Regions from separate parts of the Mus musculus genome. Here all the other regions are linked to region 3. A link is a contact called in ENCODE Hi-C or POLR2A ChIA-PET data. All regions are on one chromosome and are shown on one strand. The core of a region is the stretch at or near the end of the contact, and the rest is flanking DNA. Distances in the headings are between cores, read along the strand shown. Region 1 has its middle 6.3 kb from the start of Gm30701. Region 2 has its middle 6.5 kb from the start of Gm12984. Region 3 holds the start of Rsrp1 (arginine/serine rich protein 1).

The links. Hi-C counts contacts between places; a loop is a spot of excess contacts on that map. ChIA-PET counts read pairs that join two places held with the same protein, here RNA polymerase II (POLR2A).
Region 1: POLR2A ChIA-PET joins it to region 3 with 16 read pairs in embryonic stem cell. The contact joins the enhancer-like site here to the promoter of Rsrp1 in region 3. POLR2A ChIA-PET finds 5 or more read pairs at or near these places in 4 of 5 experiments (Patski and embryonic stem cell).
Region 2: POLR2A ChIA-PET joins it to region 3 with 11 read pairs in embryonic stem cell. The contact joins the enhancer-like site here to the promoter of Rsrp1 in region 3. A Hi-C loop is called at or near these places in 3 of 37 maps with a recorded cell type or tissue (heart, left cerebral cortex and mature B cell). POLR2A ChIA-PET finds 5 or more read pairs at or near these places in 4 of 5 experiments (Patski and embryonic stem cell).

Annotation. Positions count from the first base shown.
Region 1 is chr4:135,290,079-135,293,950 of GRCm38, forward strand. It overlaps the pseudogene Gm12983. Among named protein-coding and RNA genes, the nearest start is that of Gm30701, 6.3 kb to the right of the region's middle. Within about 2 kb of position 1,898, at least 1 of the 3 ENCODE cell types and tissues checked has a DNase peak (open chromatin) inside an H3K27ac peak, as active enhancers do.
Region 2 is chr4:135,310,991-135,314,357 of GRCm38, forward strand. No RefSeq gene overlaps it. Among named protein-coding and RNA genes, the nearest start is that of Gm12984, 6.5 kb to the left of the region's middle. Within about 2 kb of position 1,846, at least 1 of the 3 ENCODE cell types and tissues checked has a DNase peak (open chromatin) inside an H3K27ac peak, as active enhancers do; it is heart, where a contact is called at or near this core.
Region 3 is chr4:134,921,218-134,924,941 of GRCm38, forward strand. Rsrp1 (arginine/serine rich protein 1) reads left to right here and starts at 2,408. Exons shown (of 5, transcript NM_023665.3): 1 at 2,408-2,550; 2 at 2,658-3,265. The coding sequence starts at 2,710.

The sequences.
Region 1 (3,872 bases), core at 648-3,147, 370 kb after region 3:
CACTGTAGCTATCTTCAGACACACCAGAAGAGAGCCTCAGATCTTGTTACGGATGGTTGTGAGCCACCATGTGGTTGCTGGGACTTGAACACTGGACCTTTGGAAGAGCAGTCAGGTACTCTTACCCACTGAGCCATCTCACCAGCCCTCAAATCCTATTTTTAATGATGGTTCTTTTTTGTGTGTTTGTTTTTCAACAACTAGTATTTTATTCAGATAGCAGTTCCGTTACACATGGTCCAAGAACATTCAAATAAGAACTCAAATCGGAAGTTAAAGGTTGGTTTTCAGACATCATAGCGAACAATGAATGCCACGTTTGCCTATGAACTCTCTGATATAAAACCACATCCACACCTTAGTGGCCACCAAACCGTTCAGCACAGCTTCCTTCACTGTAAGGTGTTTGAAGCTACCAGTTTTAGCACTTTGAATGATTTTTTTCACACTCTGAATAGCTATAGGGATTTCACCAGGGGTTGGGGGGAACCATCGCAACCTTGGCGTAGTGCCAAAATGTGACCAATCGAGGTAAGTCATGGCAAAGGCCACCATCAACGGTGCCTTCTCCTCAAAGTGGCAGATGAATTTGGCCATGGTCTAAGGTGGAAGGTATGTCTCCCCGGACCACCGGCTGAATCTTAATGATGGTTCTTAAATGCTTTAACTTCCCTTTTAGCCCACCACCCACCAGAGGTAGTGGGAAAGAAAGGATATGGGGGAAGTGGGCCTGTTTAGAAAGGTTCTTTGGAGCAAATCCCTTCTGTGTGGTCTGGAAATCGGCAGTTCAGTTCATAGGTTAGCAGGCAGCAACAGCTCAACCCACTCACACACACCTCACAGATACACCAGCAGTCCAGCTCAGTAGAATCAGGTTAGCAATAGCAGCGGCATGACCTAGCAGAGACAGCCAGGCCTCAGCCTCCGCTCAAGTCAGCAGGGGGGACCTGGAAGGACACCAGAAGTTCTCCTACACCTCCCTTGACTCAGCACAGGCCTTGCCTCAGCTGACATCACTCTGCCAGTCAGCCCAAGTGTATGGAAGCGGAGGCAAGAAACTGCAGCACACACCATAAGTTTTTGGGTGTGTTTTTCTCTATGGTGTCCTGACAAATGCAGCTCAACTATGCAATGTAAGGCGGACCAATAAGTTCATGTTGTCAGCAAAGAGTCCTTCATCACGTGTCCTTTCATGTGCTTGCCTTAGCTGAACATCCTGTCTCCTGTGTCTGCTTCAGCGAAACGTTCCTCCCCGAGTCTGCCTTAGCCTTTCACACCTGTGTCCACTTTAACGAAATGTTCCTTCACGTGTTTGCCCCAGCAAACCACCATCCAATCGACTTTCCAAAGAACCCTTAAGTTTCCACTTGAGTGTCTGCACACATACCTGACATGGTACCCCTGAGGAGGCCAAAAGGAGCCTGTTCTTCCTTCCACCATGTGAGTTTTGGGGGGTGGAACCCAGGTCATACAGGTTGGCAGCAAGTGTCTTTACCTGCTAAGCCATCTTGCCAGCTTTCCATCTTATTTTCTGAGAGAAAAGCTCTCCCTGCACCTAGAGCTCACAGATTGGCTAAGCTGGCCAGCCAATGAGCTCCAGGGACTCACCTGTCCGTGCTGTGCCCACCATCAGGCTGACTTTTTATGTGTGCGCTGGGGATTCGAACTCAGGTCCTAGTGCTTGCCCACTGAGCCACCTCCCCAGCCCCCAGAGGGCTATCAACAATGAATTTTCTTGTTTTTTTCTTGAGGACAAGTTCATGGGAAAGTAAAATCTGTTCTTGAGGCCAAGCTGCCACACCAGTCACAGCTGACATTCTTGAGCTGAGCCTCTACAGCCCCCTCCTGCTGGCCTGGTATCTGAAACAATGAGCGATTCTGAGCCACTATCTCCAGCGTCTTAGATTTGCCTACACATCTCTCTTACTTCTTCTCAGCTCTCAGAGACAAACTGGGGCGTTCTTTCCTTGTGTACCGGATGTGTCCCCGCCTGGTGTGAGCAACTAAGTACTCTCTCCTTCCTACTGCCAAGGTGGGGACCTGAGTCCCCCTGGAGCCACCCGGATTTGAAGCTCAGCTCCACCCAATGTGTAGCTGAGAAAAATCACCTAACCTTCCTGTCTCTATGGGGAATAACAGTTTTCCCAAGTAGATAAAGCTGTCACAGGACTTATTCAGCCATGTTCCCTGTTGTTACCCTCTCCCCTCTCACATGGAGGTGACAGCAAGGATGATAGAACTCAGGAATTTTTGCGTAGCAGTACAGGTACTCTATCTTTGGGCTACACCCCTTAGCATATAAACTGAAGTTCTCTCGAGTCTTGTTTTAAGACAGCTCACGGGGATATCTCAGGCTAGCTTTAAATTCACCTGAAAATGAAGACGTCATTGAATTTCTGATCCTCCTGTACACACCCCTGTCATATGAGGTGCTAGAGATTGAACCCAGGGCTTCTAGGCAAGCACGCTTCTAGCTGAGCCACGCCCCAGCTTCAATTCTGGCTCTGAGGCTGGCGTCAACTTCTAGACTCCCCGCTGCCTTGGCGTTTGAAGCCCATAGACCTTTGCTCATGCTGTCCCCTCTGACCCTGTTCCCATACTCCCCCTGCCGCTCCACGCTCCGTGTCTTTCTCAGGTTTCAGGTTTCAGGCCTCCAGGGATCTCTGGCAAACACACCTCCACCCTCAGTCCAAATAAACCACTTCCTCCGGGGATCCACAGCACAGAGTGCAGGGCAGCTCCTTGCCGCTTAAGTTGTTTGTGTAACTCGAGGTTCTTCCCACCCTAGCTCCAGCCCACAAGGGTCACTAGCTCTCAAAGCTCCATCCACAGGCCCCTTGGGGCTTCCCAACAAACTCCCCCTCCCTCCAGCCCTCTATGGGGAAGTGGGGTGGGCTCACTCCTACCCATCTTTGGGCTCCAGAGGTTTCAGGCACTGTCATTGGTCCAGGGTAGACCACATGACTGAGCTCACCCAATCATAAGCGGCTGGTGTAGAGACTGATTTTTCTCCTCCCCTCCCCTCCCCTCCTTTTTCTTCTTCTTCTTTTTTGTATTTTAGGTTTTTGTTCTTTACTTTTTTTTTTCAAGACAGAGTTTCTCTGCGTAGCCATGGCTGTCCTGGAATTGACTCTGAAACTCAGAGATCCTCCTGCCTCTGCCCACATGGCCAATCTGTTACTTTTTGGTTTGGTTTGGTATTGATGCAGACTCTCACTCTGTACTACAGGCCGTCCTGAAGTTTGCTCTAATGGCCGCAGACTCTCAAACATCCTCCTGTCTCACAGCCTTCCCAAATGCAGAGATTGCAGGTTTGAGCTAACAAACCCTGCTTAGTCTCTCTCTCTCTCTCTCTCTCTCTCTCTCTCTCTCTCTCTCTCTCTCTCTCTCTCTTTTGCAAGCTCCAGGACACTTTGTCTCCAAGATGTTGATGGCAGCCACCAATATCCACTACTCTTGGATCAAAGCTCAGAGCAGGAGACATAAGGTTCCTCGGGCTTCGATTGAGACACTGTGTCCATCAATCCCCACACGCGGCATCTCCTTGAGACTGTTCCCTGCTCTCCACTGTCACCCGCAGCAGTCAGAGTAGTTTTCTAGGCACCTTGACTCAAGGAAACCGGAATGGACGGCTCTGGTGCTAAAAGGAATCTCAGGACTAGCTAATATGAAGCAAAGAGATTTTAATGAGATATTTGAAGCCTGAGGGTTGGGAGAAAGAGAGACACTCAGAGGATGGGAGACACACCGGAGACCAAGAGTCTGGGACTTTCAAGGAAGAATAAGACAGAGCAAGCGAGGGCCCAGGCACCTCATGGGGGGGGTATCCCAGCCCCTGGTGTTTTTCAATGGTCATGTGTAGGATGTTGTAG
Region 2 (3,367 bases), core at 596-3,095, 390 kb after region 3:
CCCTTCCAGAGGTCCTGAGTTAAAATCCCAGCAACCACATGGTGGCTCACAACCATCTATAATGGAATCCCATTCCCTCTTCTGGTGTGTCTGAAGATAGCTACAATGTACTCATATTTAAAAAAAAAAAAAAAGCCCTTGGGTTGGGAGTGTAGCCAAGTGGTAGAATGTTTGCCTAGCATGCACAAGGTTCTGGGTTCAAATCCTGTCACAGGTTTAAAACAAAGAGTTGAGTATAATTTCATACTTGGAAGCTGGAGGCACCAGGATCAAGAGTTCAAGGTCAAGTCAGACAGACATCAATGAATGGGAGGAGAGGCCCTTTGTCCTATGAAGGCTCTATTTCCCAGTGTGGGGAAATGCCAGGGCCTGGAAGTGGGCGCACTGGCTGCTCTTGCAGAGGACCTGGGATGGATTCTCAGCACCAATGTGGCATCTCACGACTGTGTGTAACTCCAGTTCCAGGGGGTCTAATACTGTCTTCTGAACTTTGAGGGCACTGTGTGCTCAGGATGCACATATAGACATACAGGCAAAACACCCATAATAATAAATACCACCTTAACCTGCACATGTGAACTACATGGCGACTTATGTCAATTTTTTTTTTTTTGAGACAGAGTTTCTCTGTATAGCCTTGGCTGTCCTGGAACTCACTCTGTAGACCAGGCTGGCCTCAAACTCAGAGATCCACCTGCCTCTGCCTCCCAAGTGCTGGGATTAAAGGTGTGTGCCACCACGCCCGGCGATTTATGTCAATTTTATTGCAATAGAAATGCAACAAGACAAAAAAATCTTGTGAAAACTGTGGCTCATTTGTAGGGCGCTTTTTTTTTTTTTTTTTTTTTTTTTGGTTTTTTCGAGACAGGGTTTCTCTGAATAGCCCTGGCTGTCCTGGAGCTCACTTTGTAGACCAGGCTGGCCTCGAACTCAGAAATCCGCTTGCCTCTGCCTCCTGAGTGCTTGTAGGGCGCTTTTTTGTTTGTTTGCTTGTTTTTCGAGACAGGCTTTCTCTGTGTAGCCCTGGCTGTCCTGGAGCTCACTTTGTAGACCAGTCTGGCCTCAAACTCAGAGATCTGCCTGCCTCTGCTCCCAAGTGTAGGGCGCTTTTTAAAAACACATGCTCAACCCTGGGCTCAAGCCCTCCCAATACAAAACCAAGAGAAAAAAAAAAAAAAAAGACTCTCGTGTAAATTCCCCAAATGAAAGGTGAAGATCAGCAGCCCTAGGTGCTGAGATGAGACGGACAAGCAACCTGTGCCCTCGGCTTCCTCCCTGAGCCCATGAACCTGATCCCAGTGAACAGACTTAGAAATCCCGTAGGAGCCTTTGACAGAGGGACCTAGGGACTCAGTGGAGCAGAGCGGAGCAGAAGTGGGGGTCCTGCTATGAGCGATCAGAGCTCTTGGTGACTGGCACTGGAGATGACCCAGGAGCACACCCACCGTAGTCGATGCTAAGCCTTCAGTGGAACCTGGAGGGAACCCAAGGGGAGCACTGTCCCGCACAGTCCTCAAAGGGTTCTCAGACAGTGATAGAGTCAAGACTGGGGAAACATAGCCACTCCCAGAGTATCACACCCCTGGGACTGAGCCCTGCCATCCACCAACAGAGGGGGGGTGTAGGGTACACTTCTGCACCAGCCGAGAAGGACTCAGGACGCTTCGTGACCCTGTGGTGAGGCTCTGCATCAGAAACACAGTATGCGGAGTCCTTGGGCTACGGTTTTCTGTAGTCCAGGAATGAAGCTGCTGCCCAGAGAAGGGACTCCCAACCCCAGCGGGAGAGCTGGGCAGCCATCTGATCCACTGCAGCTGTGGGGAGGGTGGATTCAGTGCAGGGCAGGACCATGGCAGAGAGGCTGCCAGTGGGAGGGGCTTTCCCAGACAGCCTTCTGTATGGCTGATGCCAAGGCTAGGGTCAGATGATGACAGATTTCCTGCTGAGCCCTCTGAAATGTTTGGAACTCGGCAATGACAGTCCAGAAGTTTCTGTTTCCCTGGAAGGCTCTGAAAGGAGAGTTCTAGATAAAGACTCCCGGTTTTGTTTTTGTCCTCTTACCCTGCCTGAACTATCCTGGCACCTCCACTGGGGTGGAACAATGGCTCTGAGACACTTGGCCACTTCCTGTCTCGCATCAGCATTTATTTAAGAAGCCCACTTCTTGGGTTTCGCAGAGGCACACTCTTCTCCGAGACCCACTGAAAAGCCATCTCTAGCTTTCAGTTCAACGCAAAGCATCGCTTCATTCTACAGACGAGGAAACTGAGGCCTGGAGAAGGTCAACTCAGCCTCCCCGTCCTTGCCACACCCTTCAGCTTCCAAGAATGCCTCAAGAGGGAGTGTTAGGTGACAGGAAACAGAAACACAGAAACGCTAGCTTTGAGGCACTAAAGCTGGGCCTGCCTCCCCCTCTCCTGCTTGCTTTGGCTAGAGTTGTCCCTTCCCCTCGGGACTTCAGTTGCCTTATCTTGTAAACGCAGATAATTATAGCAACCGCTCTCCAGGGTTGACGTGTAAATGAGAAGAGCTGGTCATCTGTCGCGAGCTCGGTGCACTGTAAGCTGAAGACACTGAGCAAAATGAACAGCCCTGTTTAGTCATGGTGACAACTCGAATGTGCAATACCCCCACCCAGAGACCCATGCATTGTACACTCCAGCTTGTGGGAGGTTGGGAAACCTTCGGGGCATTATACACATAGGTCACTGTTTGGTAGTGCTTCCGATCCACCAAGATACAAACAAGCCACTGTCCTAGCTTTTCATCCAGGTATGTCCAACCCTTCCTCTGTGGTGGAGCAAAGGTCGCTGTGGTGACCAGCTGACCCCTTATCCCTGTAGTCATAGCAATGACATCAGCAGACACACTCAGAGACAACCAGGTGTGTGGCAAGGATCCTGGACCCGCCGCTCTTCACTCTGAGAGAGGTGGAGAGGTCACGAGGACTCATTCGCTCCCCTCTGCCTCCCTTGAGGTCACAGAAGGAAGGGAAACTGAAAGCAGAACTCTATGATGCGATTCTCGTGAAGCCATCCCTCAGAGATGTGGGACTTTTGGGTGACACAGCTTTCTGAGTCGCCCACGCCTGTGAGTTTCCCTGCACAATGCTTCCATCAGGAAGTCTGAACCAAGCTGGACTCTGGGTGAGACTTTCTTTTTTTCATTTTGGGGTGTGTGTGTGTGTGCTCAAGAATGCATGCACATACTTCTTTTGTTTTTCAAGACAGGGTTTCTCTGTGTAGCCCTGGCTGTTTTGGAACTCTGTAGACTAGGTTGGCCTTGAAACTCTCAGAGATCCACTTGTCTCTGCCTCCTGAGTGTTGAGATTAAAGGCATGCGCCACCTTGTCTAGCTGCGTCTCTTT
Region 3 (3,724 bases), core at 1,158-3,657:
CATGGGGTTTATGTTGTTCTCTCACCTCAACTCTCCACAGTCTTTATAAAGGATTTAATCTATGGTATGGGTGTTTTGTGTTATGGGGTATCCACCAGAGAAGACAATTTAAGTCAATAGAAATTCTTTTTTGGTTGTTGTTTTTGGAGACAGGGTTCCTCTGTATAGCCCTGGCTGTCCTGGAACTCACTTTGTAGATCAGGCTGGCCTAGAACTCAGAAATCCGCCTGCCTCTGCCTCAGCCTCAGCCTCCTGAGTGCTGGGATTAAAGGCATGCGCCACCACTGCCCAGGTTAGAAATTCTTTATTTGCTGCTTATTGACTCCACTGGGTGTTTGGGATGCCAGAGTAGCCCTGAGCCTTTCTCAGGGTGATCTTTTACACACAAAAAATTTTATATATCCCGGGTTGATATAGTTTAGTTAATAAGAACACTTAGCCAGAAGCAGAAGTCCAGAAACCAAAAAGCAAGGTTGGTACATTTATAGACTCTCCAAGTACTATGGACTTGGATAGGACTTTTTGGTTTTGTTTTGGCACATAAGATCCCTGTCCAGGTGCTGGGTTTTATGGGCTGAACGGCACTTCCTTTATGGAGTCAGTTGGGCTGAGATCTGGGGTCTTGTTACCTTCTGCCTATACCCAGGTCTGTACGGTGTGGATGTGTGTTGGTGAGTGGTGCTCATCCTGGTACTGGAGGTCCAGATGGGTGTGAGCCGTCCGTCCTGTGGGTCCTGGGAGTCAGTGCTCTTTACTGCTGATTGTTTCTCCAGCTCCTGCAGTTTGAGAACTTTTACCATTGGTGGATGGGATGGGATGGGGGCTTCTGGAGGTTAGAGAACAACTTTTGGAAGTCAGTTCTCTCCTTCCACTCCACTGCAGGTTGTCAGTAGTGCTCCACAAGCATTTTTTTCTTCTTTTTTTAAAGATTTATTTATTTATTATATGTAAGTACATTGTAGCTGTCCTCAGACACTCCAGAAGAGGGCATCAGATTTCATTATGGATGGTTGTGAGCCACCATGTGGTCGCTGGGACTTGAACTTGGGACCTTTGGAAGAACAGTCGGCGCTCTCAACCACTGAGCTATCTCACCAGTCCCACAAGCATTCTTTATTGCTGAGCCATCCTGGTGGCCACAGTAAGGTTTTTATTTCTTCACTTTCGCTGTATATTGGGGAAGGAGGAGGAAGGAGGCACGAACAAAGAGTCCTTATTTCTGTCATCTCCCTCTAAAATCCAGAGCTTCTGTAAAACCCTGCCTAATTTCTAAGAACACCATCTCCCAATATTGAAATAGCTATTTCGTTCAGTGCTGTTCACTTACCCACAGTTTTCAAGGTCAGATATGCCTCATGACATTGAGTGTTTGGAATTTGCCCTGGAAATAAGATTAAATGTCCTGTCCTAATCACACTTGTCTTAGAACAGACCTATCGGGCTCAGGAAATGGCTTACTATTAAGAGCACTTGCTGCATTGCCTAGCACAAAGTCTGGGTTCCCAACACCCCCATACTTGGTGGCCCACAATGGCTCTGTCTTCGGTGGCATCCTGTACACACAAATTACTCTCTCTCTCTCTCTCTCACACACACACACACACACACACACACACACACACACACAATCAAGGATCACTGTTGCTCCTCAAAGGTCAACTGTGGTCGTTGGAATTCCTGTCTCGACCTCAAATTACCTTAATTAGCTCAAACAAGGCCGTTAAAGCAGCCTTTCTAAATTAAAACTATATCTTCGGGGTCCAGGGATACCCCTCCCAATCTCCACCATAGGAGGAGCCAAGAAGGGAAGCTGGGCAGCGGCTGGGGGAGGGAGGGGACGACACATGACCCGGGGACGACCGAGGCACGGGAACCGACTTGTCCTCTGTGTCCTTGATCCAGCTTTTGAGCCGGCTAAATTCTTTGCTACCCTCTCCTTTTCCCGAATTTCAAAATCGAAAGCAGGAAAGGAAGCCAAACTAAACCAAACCAAACCAAACAAAGAAAAACAAAGTTGGGCGTGGTGGCGCAGACCCCCTAGCTGAGAAGCAGAGACATGGGGATTGCCGCGAGTTCGAGGCGTGACAGGGGTACACAGCTAGCTCCTGTCTCAAAAAAAAACTCAAGATCCAAAAGCAGCCAAGGACCCCACAAACAAACAAACAAAAAACCCTGAAGTAAACAAATCCTCAAAATACCCGGATGTAGAAGGCGGGCGGGAGTGGGGGATGGGGAGGAGGCGCGGCCGTTGGTGGAGTGACAACTGACGCGCATGCGTGTCTCCAAGGCGCAGCCAACATCGCTTGGCGATTGGACGAGAGTGGGACCCGCCCTTTCGCACGGATGTCTGTGCGCATGCTCGGCGCCAGCTTCCAGTATTTTCGATGCTGACGTCGCCACTAAGCTCAGTCCCAGTCTGGACTTTGGCAGTGGAGGTTCCTGTGCTCTCCGGTCGCTGGAATCGGGAACCTCGCCCGCTTCGGTTCCTGGTCGCAGAGAAAGGTGCCCGCTTGGCCTCTCTCGCCCTCGCGAGCTCTTCATCCGTTTAAGGTGAGTGGGGCCGCTTGGTCAGGGACCGGTTCGCCCTGGGGTGTCGCGCACGCGCACTGGGCACTGCGCGCCCCACCTGGATGATAGACTCTTGACTTTCTCTGTAGTTCCTAGACGCCGTTGCGTTTGCGGACCGATCTCCGTTTTCAGAAGGGAGCCATGTCCTCGGCCGCCATGTCTAAATACGTGAACGACATGTGGCCCGGCTCTCCGCAGGAGAAAGCCTCGCCGTCCACCTCGGGCTCGGGCCGCTCCAGCCGCCTGTCGTCGCGCTCCCGCAGCCGCTCTTCGTCCCGCAGCTCCCGACGCGACTCCCGCAGCTCTAGCCGCTCGTCCTCGCGCAGCCACAGCCGGCCGCGGAGGAGCAGACGGTCCCGATCCCGGTCCCGCAGGCGCCACCAGCGCAAGTACAGGCGCTACTCACGCTCGTACTCACGCAGCCGGTCGCGCTCCCGCAGCCACCGCTATCACCGCGACAGCCGTTACGAGCGGCCGCGGAGGTACTACAAGTCGCCGTCGCCCTACCGCTCCCGGAGCAGGTCGCGCTCCCGCGGGAGGTCGCAGCACCGGTGGTCGTACTACGCGATCACTAGAGGGCGGCGCTACTACGGCTTCGGCCGGACGGTGTACCCCGAGGATCGCCCCAGGTGGAGGGAAAGATCCAGAACCAGGTCGCGCAGCAGGAGTAGAACCCCATTTCGCCTGAGTGAGAAAGGTGCGTTTTATCAGGTTGAGGTTTGTGCCCTTGGTGGGGGTGGTGTTGGGGATTGAGTTCTGGACGCTTATCACCGAGCCACCTCCCCAGCTCCTCCCCGCGTTTAACTTCCTCAGCGCGCTGTGAGTCAGCCAGGGAGTCATGTGGTTGAGCAGTTTAGCTGGGATTTCGTAAGATTAGGCCCAGGACATCTTAACATCTAGGCCTGCGTTTGTTTTGGTGCTGGAAGTCTTTTGAGATTTCTTGAAGTGAGAGAGAGTTTTTTGTTTAGTTAGTAGTTAGGTAGAATATAGTTTCTCACGTATTTCCTTTCACCTTGTGAGTAAAGTCCATGCCGGATGTGACCGGTGCAGTAACCTGAACTAAAGTCCATTTATGGCTGTGGTGGTCAAGAGAGAGGAGGCTCACTCTTTCCTACTAGCTGGGTGAAGTCAAAACACATTTTTTTTTTTCATGATT